2 separate regions of the Homo sapiens genome follow, and region 2 is linked to region 1. Evidence: chromatin loops called from intact Hi-C (ENCODE). Cell type or tissue: Panc1. All regions are shown on one strand. Each heading gives the region's core, and the rest is flanking DNA. Links, peaks and the distances in the headings are about the cores only.

Region 1 (8,984 bases), core at 580-8,579:
TACTGGAATATACTATGGCCACCTGAGACCCTGGAACTGGAATAAACGGGTTGAAATTGGGATGAATAAATGAATGCATATTATTGTAAAATACAAATTCATCAAGTGTAAAATAATCATACAAGTGCACTACAACAAATGGAGCAGGAGGGAAGCACTCCATGAGCCTGCCATATTTGTTCTTGTTTGAGCTGTGTGATGGTAGGGGCTGCTCCTTCCAATGTTCACTTTGCAAACATTTATTCCTTGACTTAACCTACCACTACTAACACTGCCATCATTCACTGATTCACCGAACTTGGGTATATAATTATCTCACTTGTTTTTATTCATTTTCTTCTTGAATGTATGTATAGCTCACATTTATTTCAGTGTTGAATATTAGAACTGTTTTGGTCTTTATTTAGAAGTTTGGTGATGTTTTTGTGACCAGAATTACGCCACAGGAATTTAATTCTTGTTTATACCAACTAACCTATAATAAAGTTGGTTTCTCTATACATCCTTTCACTTAAAGTTGCAATTTCCAATAACCTATAGATGACATTAAGTGAGAACTTACTGTACCTAGATGAGGTATTTGCAAATTTTAAGATTGCTGGAAATTTGGAGTTTAGGACAGACTCAGAGAATTCTAGGTGAATTTCTGAGCCCAAGGTTCTTAGCTGAAATTGAACCAAACTCTTGCCACTTTAAACCATCATTGTCCAAAAGACATGTAATATAAGACAATGTTATTTAAAGATTTTTAGTAACCACATAAAAAAGTAAAAATAAATACATGAAGTTATTTTGGTACATATACACCATGGAATGCTATGGAGCCATAAAAAAACAAGATCATGTCCTTTGCAGAGACGTGGGTAAAGCTGGAGGCCATTATCCTTAGCAAACTAACAGAAACAGAAAACCAAATACAATATGTTCTTACTTATAAGTGTAAGCTAAGTTATGAGAACACATGGACACGTATTGGGGAACAACACACACTGGGGCCTTTCAGAGGATGAAGGGTGGGAGGAGGGAGAGGATCAGGAAAAATAAATAATGGGTACAAGGCTTAATACGTAGGTAATGAAATAATCTGTACAACAAACCCCCATGACACAAGTTTACCTGTGTAACAAACCTGAACTTGTACCCCTGAGCTTAAAATAAAAGTTAAAAATGTAATAATATATTTTATTTAACTCATTATGTATGTAAATATTTCAATGTTTCATTTTTTTAATTATTGCAATTTCTTTTAAATTTTTATAATACTAAATCTTCAAAATCTTATATGAATTTTATACTTACAATACATCCTATTTCAGAGTAGTCACATTTCAAAGCTTTGATAGCCACATGTGGCTAATTGTTGCCAATTTGGACAGTATAGCTCTAGGATGTTAAGATCATTTATTTGGAACAACACATATTATCATTGGTCTATTTCCAACATAAAAAATTAATTTATGAGAGCTGTTTTTGTATCTCATCGTTTCAGTGTGTTGAAATCGACTGAGTCACTTTTTAAGGAGCTGAATAACTCAGCATGGGCAAGTTTTATGTGTTTTATATTTTATTATTATATCAACACTGGTACAGTTGATGTTGCTAGTTATTTTCATGTATTCTGTTAAAAAAACTTATAGTCATCTAATAAACTAACAGTAAACCATGCTACTCAGTTTTTATGCCAGGTGCAAAATTTCTGATGTTTGAAAAGTTTCTAATAAAAACAGCAGCTGGCACTTCATTTCTCTGCCATGAATGGGAAAAACTGTGTTTAATCAGCATTGATACTTCTTTTCATTTATGAGTTAATTTGCATTAGGCAATGATAATATTCTCATTTATCACTTCACCATTTTTTAAAATTACTCTTTCTGGCTGATTTTAAAAGATTTGTGAATAAGAGAACCCCGCCATATGTTTGGAGGATTTAACCTATTATTTGTATTTGTAATGTGTATTTGATACAGATTTTGTATCAGGTCTGTATTTTGTCTAATTTGTATTTGTATTATTTTGTATAATCTGTATTTGATACAGATTTTTACTATGTCACCCATATCTCCTTGGAGTTAGTGGCCTTAGATTTGGAGCCATTGGACAGCATATATTTGGAGCATGACTTTTTAGGACAATAAAATATTATGAAAACTCCTTTTGCATTAAAAAATTTCAGTCCTGCCACTGACTATGTGGCCTAGAATTTAAATGTGATTAATAAAAAATATTACAGCAATATAAATCATTCTTACTTTTGTTAAATGAGTATCTCTACCAAGCTATTGGTGGATCATTGTTGACATGACCATTAATTTGCATATAATTTGATCAAGAAAATATATTCTATCAAGTAAAATGGCTTGTAAGGGTATCCTATGTTTCCTTACCTGACTTTGGAAATACCTTATTGGATTGTGTTCCCATGACAGGCTCATATATAATGATGCCCTGTAAAACTTTCATTGCTGCAAAATTTATTTCTTCTATTTGTGGAGAACTCGACCTAAGTTGTCCATTTTGATATCTTATGCTGTGAAAAACCAAGCACAGTGTACTTAGTTTTCAAAACAAGCACACAAGATTGGAAAGGCTTGTTCTAAGCAAGAAACAACTTCGCAAGATCAGAATCTCTTCAACAACCTTATATGTGTCAAGTCACAGTGTGACTCTGGTGTTATTGAAAACATTTTATTCAGAGGGCACTTTTCATTTTTCAACAAAGAAGTGGTTTTTAAAACAACTATTTTTTTTTTTTTTTTTAGTATGCCCCGGTGCCTGGTGTGTACCAAGCTCACTTATTTCTACCTGAAATTATATCATTTATTTTCATTTGTTTATGTTCTGTCTTCCTTCAAGAATATAAGCTCTGTAAGGATAAAGATTTTGTCTGTTTTATTCCCTACTGTATCCTTTTTTATGTCTCTTTTATTCCCCTCTGGCTCCTGGAATAGTACCTGATATATAGAGGTACTCAGTAAATATTTGCAGAATGATTGAATGAACTCCAGCCAAGTACAATTCAGATGAAGCTCCAACTCATAGCAGGAGGAAAACGTCTGGGTAGCAGATGGGGACTAACTTTGATGCTAATGAGGCTTACGCTTCAGGCCCATCCCCTTGATTGGCCCCTTTCAAGGTCCTGTTGCCTAATTTTATATGCATAACTTGATGTTCTTTATCTTAAGAGGGCATCCCACATCATACAAGTGTTAGACTACAAAAATCTGGATCATTCCCTGGAATTGAGATCCCTATCTTGACATATGAGGTTTGCTCTGAAGAAATGTGGAAACAAGTGAAACTATCAGATGAAAAATTTAGTGCAGCGGGAGCTCCAGTACCCTAAGAGCAGGATTAACCACATTGTCTAGTCTAATATGAAACATCCTGACTGATGTCCATGGCAATTGTGTTGCTTTTGTGTTACTTCCCTGGAACACACTTCTTTTCTCACCATTGAGATATATATATTCCAAAGGTGTGTTGTATTTGTTCCCAAACGTATGTCTTCCAGTCCTACATGTTAATGTAATTACATAATTTAATTAAATGTTGTGTGACACAGCCAAACATGAATACAAAAAAGAGAGTTGTGTCTGTAAATAGTTAATTCAGTGTTTGTCGAAACTTTAATGGTGAGTGCTCAAAAATAAAGTTGTGGAGTTTATTAGTTTGCTTGGGCTGCCATACCAAAATGCCACAGACTGAATGTCTTAAATAACAGACTTTATTTCTCATAGTCCTGGAGGCTGGAAGGTCCAAATTCAAGGTGTTGGCAAATTTGATTTCTGGTGAGACTTCTCTTCCTGGCTGATAGATGGTCGCCATCTTACTGTGTCTTCACATGTTCTTTCCTCCTTGCGTATGTGGAAGGAAAGAGATCTCTGGTATATCTTCATCTTCTTAAAAGAACACGTGTCCTATACTATTAGAGCCCTATCCCTGTGATCTCATTTAGCCTTAATTATCTCTCTGAAGGCCCTATTTCTAAATACAAGCACACTCGGGGGTCAGGACTTCAACAGATACATTTTGGGAAGATACACTTCAGTTCATTACAGTTTGATATAAGTGAGAAAACTGAACTATTTCACAAAGAATGAAAATAAAATAAGTCTAAAAGGCCTAAAGAGCTCCCTATATAAATTGCTTCACATATATCTTTAAGGTTTTCTCTACTTTCAAGAAAGATAAATTGGAAATTATAGATAAATTATGGATGTAACTTATGCAAGAATGATTACAAAATTTTATCAGTATGAGACATACTTAAAGACTTGCAGTTCATCAGAAATTGGCTATAGAAATGCATATTTACATGTGTTAAACTTAAATAAAAATCTAAAACCCTACATTAACTGGCATAATCAATCCAGTACTGTTTCAACTATGTCACATAATAGGCTTTCAAATGTGTGTAAGTAAACAAATAATGTATTAAAGAGATGCATGTATTGCATGACGTAACATAGCATTCGGTTTATACCAACACTGGTTAATGACATTCATTAATTTGAAAAGAAAATCTAGCCTGATGAGAGACATATGGAATAATGATTAAGGGTAACAAGACCTCAGCTGAAATCCAGCCCCTACCACTTGCTCGCTATGTATTTGTAGGGATTACTCAACCCCTCTCAGTACTCAGAGATTAAATAACAATAACAATAACACCACTTATTATAAAGTAAATGTGAATATTAAATAGTTATTTAGCACAATATCAGGGAAATGGCACTGAATAAATGGTAAGGCAAGCAGGGTATTTTCACTTTTCCACATTTTTTCAGAGTATACTTTAAATAGTAAAAGTTGTATCTTACTACAAGTAGTAGTAACACCTGTGTCTACAATATGTTAATACAGTGATTTCACTAAATTTTAGCTCTGGAAGGCTTCTTAGAGGTAGGTTAGGCCATCTTCTTGCTTTATGGTTGACAAAACCATGGCAGAGAAAGGTGCAGTAACTTCCCTGAAGTCATACAGTGGATCACTGGCAGGGTCAGGATTTAAATAAAAATTTCTGATCTATCATCTGCTGCTTTTTACAAAGTATTGCAGATACCTTTTGTCTATTTTTAGGTAAGACAATTGCCAGCTTCAGTAAGATTGGTGATAAAGAGTTAAAATGGCTTCATCAACATTGAATTGGTTGTATCATAAATCTGCTTGCTTTTTCTCTGCCAAGTTGTGTTCAGTTTGGCCTTTTTGTTTGTTTGTTTTGTTTTGTTGGGTTTTTTTTTTTTTTTTTTTTTGGTGACGGAGTTTTGCTCTTATTGCCCAGGCTAAAGTGCAGTGGCGCAATCTCAGCTCACTGCAACTTCTGCCGCCTGGGTTCAAGCGATTCTCCTGCCTCAGCCTCCCGAGTAGCTGGGATTACAGGCGTGTGCCACCGTGCCTGGCTAATTTTTGTATTTTTAGTAAGACAGGGTTTCACCATGTTGACCAAGCTAGTCTCTAACTCCTAACCTCAAGTGACCCACCCACTTCGGCCTCTGGACTTTTTAAATGGTAAATATAATGGCTGTAATTGTTTCAGCATTTGGAATAAAAAATGTTGATAAGAATTGAGATTCTGAGGTTTTTCCTTTTCTTGTTGTTGCTTTTTATTTTATTTATAGTCTTAACCTCCAGTGTTCCACTTGATGGAGTACCTTCAAGTCACAGTTGTAGATCAAGCAAGTTTTCAGCCTGTTCACTGGAGGTTTGACTTTTTAGCAATCTGCTGCCTATAAAAACATGAATCTAAATAAAGTTGGAAGCCAAGATGAGATGACATCCATTCCTGACTTGCCAATCGAAGCTTTCTTTAATGTCTAAAAGCAATATGTATGCAAATAACAAACCAGTTTTAAGAAAAAGGATAGAAATTTAAGCTGCCTTAAATAATCTTAACTGCGTTTGAAAAGTAGACAAATTGGTTTTATAATATAACTAAGGAAAAGAGATGTAAATCCTTTCCTGGTTTTTAAGCAGTGCTTTGGAAGTGAGTTTCACTTGATTCATCTGTATTTTACTGAATACTCACTATATGCCAGGCACTTTGGCAGCTAGATGTATACTAGTAAAACGCATGATTCTCCACCCTAATGTAGCCATTTGGTCCAGAGACTCTCAAGGCTAGTAGATTATATGCACCAGAGTAAGTGTTGTGAGAACAGGGCCATACGAGCACCTAGGTGGTGCTTCTATCCCAGAACTGGGGAAGGACTAAGGCTTCCCCAAAGAGCTTGGGTTACCCTAAAATATAAATGGTACCTCCAAGGATGCTTAAACCAGACCTTCGGCTGCCAGGTTTTATGTTGTCATGGAGGCCAAAATCCAATAAGAATTCCAAGAAGTAAAGAGTTTCTGCTTTACTCTGCAAGCATTTGCTCAAGATCCCTTTCTAATTTTTTTGATCCCCTCTAGCATATTCAGAAATGAGTAGGCTGGACATAGATATTAGACAGCAGTTTTATTATAAATCTTACTACCTAATCAATGATTTTCTAAAGCAGGCCCAGCAGACAGTTTCTTATAGAGAGGTCTTCCTTATGCTAAAGAGGAAGTTATGCCTTCCTATTAAAATTAAACAAACAAAAAACATTTAAAAACACAGCAGACCTTTTAAGATCGCATGCTCAATAAAGAAAATTTTTTCATACAGAATATTAACGACAATATCCTATTGTTATGTTCTGAAAATACACACTGTAAGGAAAACCTGCATAGCTCCCTAAAAATAACCAGGCCTCCATTTTTCAGTGAGCTGTGGGAGCAGTACCATAGAGTACATCTCAGAGGCATGGTGCTTTCAGAGAGCAGCTCTGTTCCCTGGAGCATTCCCTGTAGTTACAGGAATGATTTACTCGCCTCACTCAGACACCCTGAATGCAGGCGGCTTTGAAACCTTCGCGGACATGCACTACCACAGCCTACATCATTGCCCCTGGAGGCATCGTAACATTTAATCCCACAGAGGGCTTTGGCCATATCAGAATGAACAGTCTGCATTTTCGAGAAGATTTTAGCACAGCAACATCACTTCCTGGAAACCCTCTCCCTTGTTCTAATCACAAAGAAATTATTAGGGCCTTCGGTTTTTCTATAGCACAGTCAATCACATCTCCAATTCTCATTTAGCCAAATCAAGAATTTGGAAACTTAGAGATAAGAGAACTCAGAGAAGACTTGTAATAAAATCATTGGTTTACTTGTTAAATATTATTGAGCATCTGTTGTTAGTAAGGCAGTATGCTAGGTAGATAAGGTGGAAATTTTAAAAAATCTATTAGATCATCTCTAATAGATATGTGTACATATACTATATATATACACACACACATTCCTGTACATATATATGTTAAATATTATGTATCCAGGCATTTGTATTTGTGTGTGAGTATATGTTATATAAATATGTGTGTATATATGTACACCACGCACACATATTCATATAAACATATATTTACTTTTATAAATACATGTTTGTGTGTGTATATGTATAAATACACACACACATATTTATATAGCATATATTCACACATGAATACATATACCCAGATTCATGATAATATTTAACATATGTATGTACAGGCATGCAAACATGTACACACATATGTTCAGGTGTATTGTTTGTTATGTGTATTATAAGGATGTGTATGTGATATATATGTATGTATTATCATTAATATGGCAGTATTAATATGGTAAGTGTGAAAACAAGATGCTGAAATAATTCCATTAGGGAACTTCACCAACCCCAAGACAATAAGGCATCCTTTGGTGCAATTGGAAATGGAATTCAAGCCAGGCTATAAAGATGGTATATTAGTTTCTTTGAGTTCTGGATTAAATTGCACAACTGTGGTGGCTTAATACAACAGAAATTTATTTTCTTAAATTTCTGAAGATAAAAATGTCGAAATAGGGGTATCAGTAAGGCCACACACCTTCTGGAGGGCGTAGGGGAGGCCTGTTACCTGCTCTTGGCTGCGGACATTCTTTGGCTGCATCACTCCAGTTTCTGCCTTCATGGTCACATTGCCTTCTCCTCTTTTGTGTGTGTTAAATGCTCCCTAGCTTCACTCATATAGGGACATGTGAGATTGCATTTAGGGCTCACATGGATAATACATAAGCTCTTCCTCACAAGACCTTGAACTCAGCCACATTTTTTTTGGTTCAGTGCAGTGGCATGTGCCTGTGGTCTCAGATACTCAGGAGGCTGAGGCAAGAGGATTTCTTGAGCTAAGGAGTTCAAATTTACAGTGAGCTAATAAGTGGAAACTTAGAGATAAGAGAACTCACTTAAGAGATTTCACCACTGCACTCCTGCCTGGGTGACAGGGCAAGATCCTGACTCTAAAAAAAAAAAAAAATTAAATTAAATCTCTGTATCGTTCCAATTTTAGTATATGTGCTGCCGAAGCAAGCACAAAAAAAATTAAATCTCATCTTTTGCCATCTAAGATATGTTCACAAGTTCTAGAGATTAGAATGTAGACATCTTTTTTTGTGGAGTATGGGTACCGTTCAACCTACAACAAATGAAAACCTTTTAAAAAGCTGAATCTGGGGAGTATATTACAGGTTTTTTAACTACGTTGGTTTTAGTTTCTTAGAAACTAGGCTAAACAGAAATGTAAGGCAGGAAAGAGAAGGCATGTTAGGTAGCAGACTAGGAGACCTGTCATCAGTGAGCACCGTAAATTGTGTTTGGAGAAGAAGAGAGATAGAAGCTAGCAAAGATAGGATGGTCCAGACCATGTAGGCCCTTTGCTGCTGGGCAGCAACATTAAATGAATTGGAGAACCAGTGAAAATCAGATAGCAAATCTATTAACATAGCCAAGGTAAGACCTCACAAAAGCTTACATATAGCTATTAGCTGTGAGAGTAGATAGCAAGGGAGATATTTCAGCAGTAAAATTGATAAACAATTGACTGGCTTTATATCCTAATGAAGAAAAGTCTAAATGTGTGGATAACTAGGAAAAGGTTAGG
Region 2 (8,000 bases), core at 1-8,000, 940 kb after region 1:
CTTAATATGTTCTTTTCACAGTATCCTCTGTCTCAAATGATAGTCATTTCATCCTTCTAGTTGCTCAAGCCAAATATTCAGAAGGATCATTGACCCCTCACTTTCTGTTACACCTTATTACAATCTGTCAGCAAATCCTGTTGTTTCTACTGCAAAATGTATGCAGAATACAACCATTTCTCACCACCTTACCACTACATCCTTAGCCCAACCTATCCTTTTCTCTCTGGATTACTGCAATCATTTGTAACTGCTCCAACCATTGCTCTCTATAGTCTACTTTCAGCACAGAAACTACAGTAATCCCATTAAAAAATGAGTCAGAATATTTCTGTTCGAAAGCATCCAAAAGTAAGTTAGTTCTCAGGAAAAGCTGAAATCCTATAGAGTGTAGTAGCTTACAAAGCCCCATCCTAACTGGTTTCCTCTTAGTTCTCTGACATCATCTTCACCAACTCTCCCCTCAATCACTCTGCTCCAGGTGAAGTTGCCTCTTACTGATCCTCAAAATCATCAGACATGCTCTCTACCCAGGATCTTCACCTAGAAAGCTTTCCCCGCAGATATACCTGAGAAGAATGTAAACACCATGAGGGCAGGGATTTCTCTCTGGTTTTTTTTCGTCTGCTATGTCCTCAACATATATAGAACAGTGGTACTTACTAAGCACCCAATAATTACTTCTTAATGAATGCCTCTTATTCACGTGGCCTCCTCAAGCTAAAATATCTTTCAGTAACTAAAATATTACCTCATCTGTAAACCATGTCTTTTATCTCCAATTACACTCCTTACTCTGAATCATGGCAGGCATTAAACTATACTTCTCTTATAGAAAAATAAAGAAATTAGTGATTGAGAATATGAATATCATTTAAACAAACAATGTTGAAATTATTACTTATTCAAATGAGGTAAAATAAGAGGCTTCCAGTTAAGATAGTGTTATGAGTTCACAATTTAACTCATCCCCCTCCAAACACACAGCATAGTGATGATATTTTTTAAGGATTTAAAAATTCTTTAATTGTTAAATACTTGCTATGATTTTTTAAAAATCTAGGACAGCCTGTAATAGGCTAGTTAATTAAAGCCATAAAATTTTAAAGTATAGTTGTCTCTGGGGTCCTTAATTAAGAACATGATCCTCAATCTAAAATTCTACATTCAACTAAATTATGATGCAAGAGTACGAAGAAAACAGACATTTCCAAACATAAGAGATGTTTGGTGCCATAATTAAGGTGATGTTATAACCAACACCAAAGAGAAGTTGTGAAAATCAATAACTTCAAAAATAAAATGTGCTTTTAAATTTTTTAATATTTGTTAAACTTACTTTCTTCATACTGCTATTGGACCAACCCTCCATCCACAACACCTGGCATTTCTTATGCAAAGCTGGATTACTCTCACAGTTTATCATGAAGTTTGAATTTGCAGAATCCATTATCAAGACAATATGCAAGTTTTGCTGAATTCCTAAGAAATATATAAGAATAATAATACAATCAGGCAATCTATACGTGGTCTGGGTTAAAGAGATCAAAATTTTCTCAAATGAAATAGTAGGAGTTGTTTCTTAAAACGAGCACAATATAAAACAATATTATGTTATGATTTTTATTTTAGTTAAAAGAACACTTATAAATTTGTGTATGTGCATGTTAAGAAAAAAGACTCAGAAAAATGTCCATGAAAAATGTAAGTGTCATAATGTCTGGGTGGTGTGATTATTGCCTCATTTTTTACTTATTTCAATTTTGGATTTCTACAGTGCATATAAAACTGTTTCTATAAGAATAAAAGGCTAGTTTTTTAAAACTATGAAGTCTGGCACAATCTAAATGGTTCAATAGTTCTTTAAGACAGGAGGTACTAAAGCAGCACTAATTTCACCACATGAAACAAAGGAGGCAAGGTAAATATTCCAAAGAACATTACCATACTTTCATCATTCCTGTTTGCTAAAATTTTGCTAAGGTATTGATATGGTTTGGCTCTGTGTCCCTACCCAAATCTCATTTTGTAGCTCCCATAATCCCCACGTGTTGCGGGAGGAACCTGGTGGGACATGATTGAATCATGGAGCGGGGCAGGTATTTCCCATGCTATTCTCATGATAGTGAATGGCTCTCATGAGATCTCATGGTTTTAAAAACAGGAGTTTTTCTGCACAAGCCCTCCTTTGCTTGCTGCCATCCATGTAAAATATGACTTGCTCCTCCTTCCCTTCCACCATGATTGTGAGGCCTCCCCAGCCATGTGGGAACTGTGAGTCCAATAAACCTCTTTCTTTTGTAAATTGCTCAGTGTCAGGTAAGTCTTTATCAGTAGTGGAAAAACAGACTAATACAGGTGTTTTTATTATAGGTTAGCCTATCCACTAGTTAGGTGTTACTTTCTAAAAGCTCCAGAAAAAAGATTTAAGATACCTTTGCAATCTAATGACAAAATAAGGCAAATTAAATGATATATATTTCATACAAACCAGTTTGATTTGATTAATGAATTCTATGTCACTTACTATATGTGAAGTAATTGAAGACTGGTCCAAAAAAACCATCTTGTGAAGCTTGATCCTTAAGTGGTAACAGCAAGGGCTCTAATTCTTCAAGAGTATAGAGTCCAGGAACTTCACCTACAGAAAAATATTAGACTAATTGAAAACATTTTAATAAATGATGCTTTTTCAATTTTTGTATTTAAAAATCTGCTCTTATTCAATCTTTATTTCCAAAAATATACAAACTTTATTACCTCTACTTGACTCACAAATCTTTATCTATAGCCCTCATTTGATAAAATTCAAACACCTAAGCAAACCACTCAAAATAGTCATACACTAGCCATCTGTCTACCTTTACTGGTTATTTTTCCATCTTCCTCCATAAGACCTTGTACTCTAGCCTCAATAAACTTGTGTTCCATAAACACAACAAAATATTCTCTCTTCTTGGAATGTATACTTACAGTCATCCTCTGCCCCTTATCTTGATACCCAATAAATTCTTATCCTTCAAGATGCTACTTCCCTAACTGCTATGCCCATAAGCCTTTCTTGACTGCCCATATGCTGATTAAACACTCTTTCTCTTTCACATACTATTCAAATATATCACTTTTTAGCACTTATCACATCATTTAATAATGAATTACTTCCTTCTTATCTCCAATTAGACTTTAAATTTCTGAGGACAAATATTTGACAATGTTCAACATTTAACCCTAGAATATTCTTACCTAAGTATCTAGAACAAAAATATGTTTTACATAAATGAATGAATGAAAAGATGAACTTGTACTAGAAATCAGAAGAACTGGTCCATGGCCTGCTACTATGCAGGCCAAATCATGATGATGAATAGAATGATGAAAGGCAAATCAAAGTTGATTAAGACTACAACTTTAGTCTTAAAGACAGACTTAAAGATAGAGGGCCTGGAGCACATCTTGTTCACTTCTACAAATTGTAACAGTATTTAAAACTTGGTCCTGCATATAAGAGGCATTTAATAAATATTTGTTAAGCCAATATGTTTACAATTCACAAGAAACTATAACATTAAGTGAAAAGTCCTTTGCTACACATCCAAAATAATGCATTCATATAAGGCCCATCACAGTCTGATCCCTACTTTTCTTTAGGTTCAACTAAGAGGCACCAGACCACCCCCACCCCACAAGCTTGTACATACTTGAACACATGCACACATAAATCTGTATATGTTTTTCTTCAAATTTTAGACATACCAAGATATTTTTGATTCCTTAAATTTAGCAAAAAATGTCAGCTCTATCTATATATTATACACATTAGGGAATAAGAATTTGAAATAGAAAAAAGAAACCAAGCCTACTGAATACCTCCTCTGAAAATAAAATGCCAAGATTTGACTTCTCATTTTTACGATTATATCTTGATAATAAAGACCAATTTGTCTTAAAATAATGATTATTAGGTTAGTGCTTATCTGAATGTTTGCTTTCCAAAAAAAAAAAAAAAAAATCTGTGTTTCTGGTCTCATCAGCCAAAATGAACAATGTCTCCATCTAGTGACAACTGAAGCAATACGCAGGAATGTATTCCTTAAATATCAAAAGATGGAACGCTCTAAGTCCACTCAAGTACTACTACTTTCACTAAGCCATTATCCCTCAACTTTTTAACAGAAATGGATCTACCACTTGTCTAATTAGAGCATCCTGGTCTGTATTTCTCATCTGGGCACTAATGTTTAAATATTACTTATTATTTAACCAAAGCTGTTAAATTCTGAAGAAAATTTCTCCTCAGAGCACTAGCATGATACAAAGCAAGTATTTATTGAAAACTGAGTTGAAAATGAGTTCATATAACTTTGTCCTTTGATCCCCACAGTGATACCACCCATACAATTGAAACTAGTTTTTAAGGTTTATTTTGTACTTAAATAACAAAACACTCTTGATCCAAGTTTAAAACTAAGCTACTTCCTCCCAATCACTAACAGTGATTACTCATAGAAATATTCTAACAAACTTCATAAATTCTTCAAAAAAAAGGAAGAAATATAGGAATTCGCAAGTGTCCTCCCCAGGAAGACACCAAAAAGGTCAGGTAACACCACAGACAGCAGGAGAGTACCACAGTTTGCTGGGGACAGAGCCACAGGAGAAGAGTAGCAACAGTTCTTAGTTCAGGTTGCAGAGACTCAATTAGGGAGTCACAATAGCCAAATGATACTCCCACCATACCCCAGAGATTTTAATTCAATGGATTTAGGGTAGTAGCAAAGAATTCGTTTTTAGTTGTTGTTGTTGTTGTTGTTTTTAATTATCCTAGTGATTCTAACGTGCAATTAGGGGTGAGAAATGCTGAGGAATATAAATGGACAGTGCTTCATGTTATATCTCAGAGGAAAAACAAGACTCGAACTTATCTCAGAGGCAAAATGCAAGTAATGATTTTCAAACCATAGAAATCTTGAAAACATAAAACAATAAATATCTCTACAATCCATAGAATTCCAGATACATAGAGAGCCCACTTAGCCATAAATTTCTAGAGAGTATTTGTATTAAGATAGTCCTCTTTCAAGTGGTATTTTTCTATTATACAGATGCATAAAGTACATATAAGTTCCTTTTTTCCTTAAAAATAATTTTAATTTCTTCTTTTAAAAAACAAGATTACTGGCCAGACGCGGTGGCTCACATCTGTAATCCCAGCACTTTGGGAGGCCAAGGCGGGAGGATCACCTGAAGTCAGGAGTTCGAGACCATCCTGGCCAACATGGTGAAACCCTGTTTCTACTAAAATTACAAAAATTAGCCAGGCATGGTGGCGCATGCCTGTAATCCCAGCTACTCAGGAGGCTGAGGCAGGAGAATCACTTGAACCTGGGAGGGGGAGGTTGCAGTGAGCCGAGATCATGTCACTGCACTCCAGCCTGGCGACAGAGCAAGACTCTGCCTCAAAATAAATAAATAAACAAACAAGCAAACAAACAAGATTACTTATTACTTGATTTGTAATATCCAACTGAAGAAGGAGAATGTGCATTTTTCCAGGTTAATGAATGCAACTATATTCCAGACACATGAAATGTGGGCACTAATGTGTAGCATTATGTGGAATTTCATATATCTGGAGTATATGTATATTCATATATCCATACTAAGGCCATACTATTATATAGTTATACAACCATGCCACTACTGATAGGAAGGTTCTATCAAATGTTTGTGATTATAAATTATACTACCTATTTTCTTACATACTACTTCTTTTATTTCTGTGGGTTAAATTCCTACAGATAATAGAATGGTACATCAAAGAGTATGGCACAGCTTTTAATAAGTCCTAGATGATAATTTTCCCAAAGGTTATAACAGATAATAACCCAGCAAAAGTATATGTAAAAGTCAATTTTTCTGAATATTCACCAATACTCAATATTAACAATTTTTATATGTCTTAAATTATTGGTTTTATAAAAATGGAGTCTCTCAATTCTCCTGCCATGAGCATGTTTAACACCATGTCTCCTAAGTAAGAACTATGCCAAAAGTTCTCCAAAACAAATAAATTTTGCACAAGATAATTTTACTTGGATAATTTTTATGCCATTATTTTTATTTTCTTCGAAAAGAAACTGTTCACTTGCCTGAAGACAAAAGGCTATTGATCATCTCCAAAAATGTAGGATGTACAAACTGGTAATCCTCAAGAAGTAAAACTACCTGTTGTGCTTCAATTCCTGCAAGTTGCAGCACCTGCAAAATCAGAAAATATTTTTTAGTGCCCTTTAAGTATTTTTGGTACAGTTAAAAATTAACATTTTGTATTTGTATGTAAAGTATGCCAGTATCATGTGTTTATTTATTCATTTATTTCCATTTTAATAATTAAAAATCAAACTTTAGCCACATAATTTGGAAAGTAAATCCAACCCCTAAGTAAATACTAATTATTTTACAGCTAGGCCATTAAAATTAAAACAAGTAGATCATTTTTATCTCTACTCATATATTTCCTATGTAAATTCCATCCTTCTGTTTACCATTCATGTCTGTCTAACATCCCATGACCTGGAGTATCTGCTTCCTAGAAATTCTAATAGTATTCTCTTTCCTGTCTATAGATAAAAATGTAATTTTCTAATAATCATGGAAAAAATAATCTAAATTAAAATAAAGACTACATTGTATAACAGAGAACTTTAGTTCTTTAAAGATGTTCTTTAAAACTTTAGTTCTTTAAACCTTTAGGTCTTTAAAGATGTTTAGAGTAATAACCAATGTAATTTAAAACCAAATAAAGCAAAAGAGAGTGGGCAACTCACATGTTTGAGATCATTTTTGAACTGCTTCAGTTCATATCCTCTGGAAATCTTTGGAGAAAACAGGACCGCTCCATGCATGTGACTGACTAAAGAAGTGATGGTCCGACGACCTACACCACTGCGTCCTGCTAATAGAAGTGAACCTCCAGGGAAACTCAGCACTCTATCTATCCTAGACATATACTCCAAGACTTCGTGGAAAAGTAAAATGTCTAAATTCTGGTTATCTCGTCCATAATGAATAAGACCCTTTTAAAAAAATCAGAATATTTTATAATTAATATAAGCCCTAATTACATAATAAAAATGTTACTTACCTAGGTTAAAATATTATATTTTTGATACATTCAAGAAAAAAAGTAAAGTGACTACATATCATCTCACACTCAATATTTTATATGTCTGGTAATCCTGGATAAATATATTGGCATTCTCTAAGGAAAAACTCATGTCAAACAAGTTCAAGGGTCCGTGAAAATCAGTTACTTTTGGTCACTGCTACACTAATAAAAAGCAGCATGAGATAGCAGGTTAATTATAAAACTTTAAAATTGCTCAAATTTTATCAGTTGTCATGAATCAGTGTGCATAGACCATGAAAAAAATCCCCAAACTCTAGAAATCTAGTGCCTAAAAAATCTTTTGTGAATGTTTGTTCTTTCGCATTGCTTGGGAATGAATCAAAAGCTAACACAGGTACCATGCTCTGCCAGGGACTACCTGATAGAGTGCAGGAAGGGAGAAAGGAAAATTAGACTTTACATATTTAACAACTTTCAACGCTTCAAAACTTTGCAACATCCATTCCAGGCGAATCAGTTTACCAGACCATGAAAAAATGTTTCCTGATATAAAATCCACACTAACATTCAATATAAATATTAATTTTTAAAGCAATCATTTGCAATACTGTTTCTTCTTCTTGATTATAACTAAACTTTAAAAGAGAAAGAAACTCTCTAGGATAGCACTACTCAAAGTTTCAGTGGACCAGCAGCATCAACATCATCTGGGAGCCTCTTAGACATCTGGACTACCTGGGTCACCTAATGAATCTGACACTTAAGAGGATGAGACCCAGGAATCTGCATATTTTCTAATCTCTACATGACTCTAATGCTCTCTAAAGTTTGACAACCACTGCTCCAGAGTAATTTCCTGATTAATATTAAA

What was found. Peaks named below come from ENCODE experiments on the same cell type or tissue, not always from the same donor. Only the 100,000 strongest peaks of a DNase experiment are listed, where the experiment ranks them.
Region 2: a loop joins it to region 1, with 3 times the contacts of the local background. A loop is called at or near these places in 3 of 110 quality-filtered maps.

The regions. Positions count from the first base shown.
Region 1 is chr11:104,140,776-104,149,759 of GRCh38, reverse strand. All of the region lies in intron 1 of PDGFD (platelet derived growth factor D), which reads left to right. Among named protein-coding and RNA genes, the nearest start is that of PDGFD, 19 kb to the left of the region's middle. In Panc1, for the core only: no CTCF peak of the experiment used is centred there; no DNase peak of the experiment used is centred there.
Region 2 is chr11:103,198,304-103,206,303 of GRCh38, reverse strand. It overlaps DYNC2H1 (dynein cytoplasmic 2 heavy chain 1), which reads right to left. Exons shown (of 89, transcript NM_001377.3): 49 at 6,828-7,076; 50 at 6,150-6,258; 51 at 2,528-2,641; 52 at 1,340-1,482. Among named protein-coding and RNA genes, the nearest start is that of DYNC2H1, 93 kb to the right of the region's middle. In Panc1, for the core only: CTCF peaks have their summits at 3,857 and 4,066 (motif pointing left); a DNase peak (open chromatin) is centred at 4,061.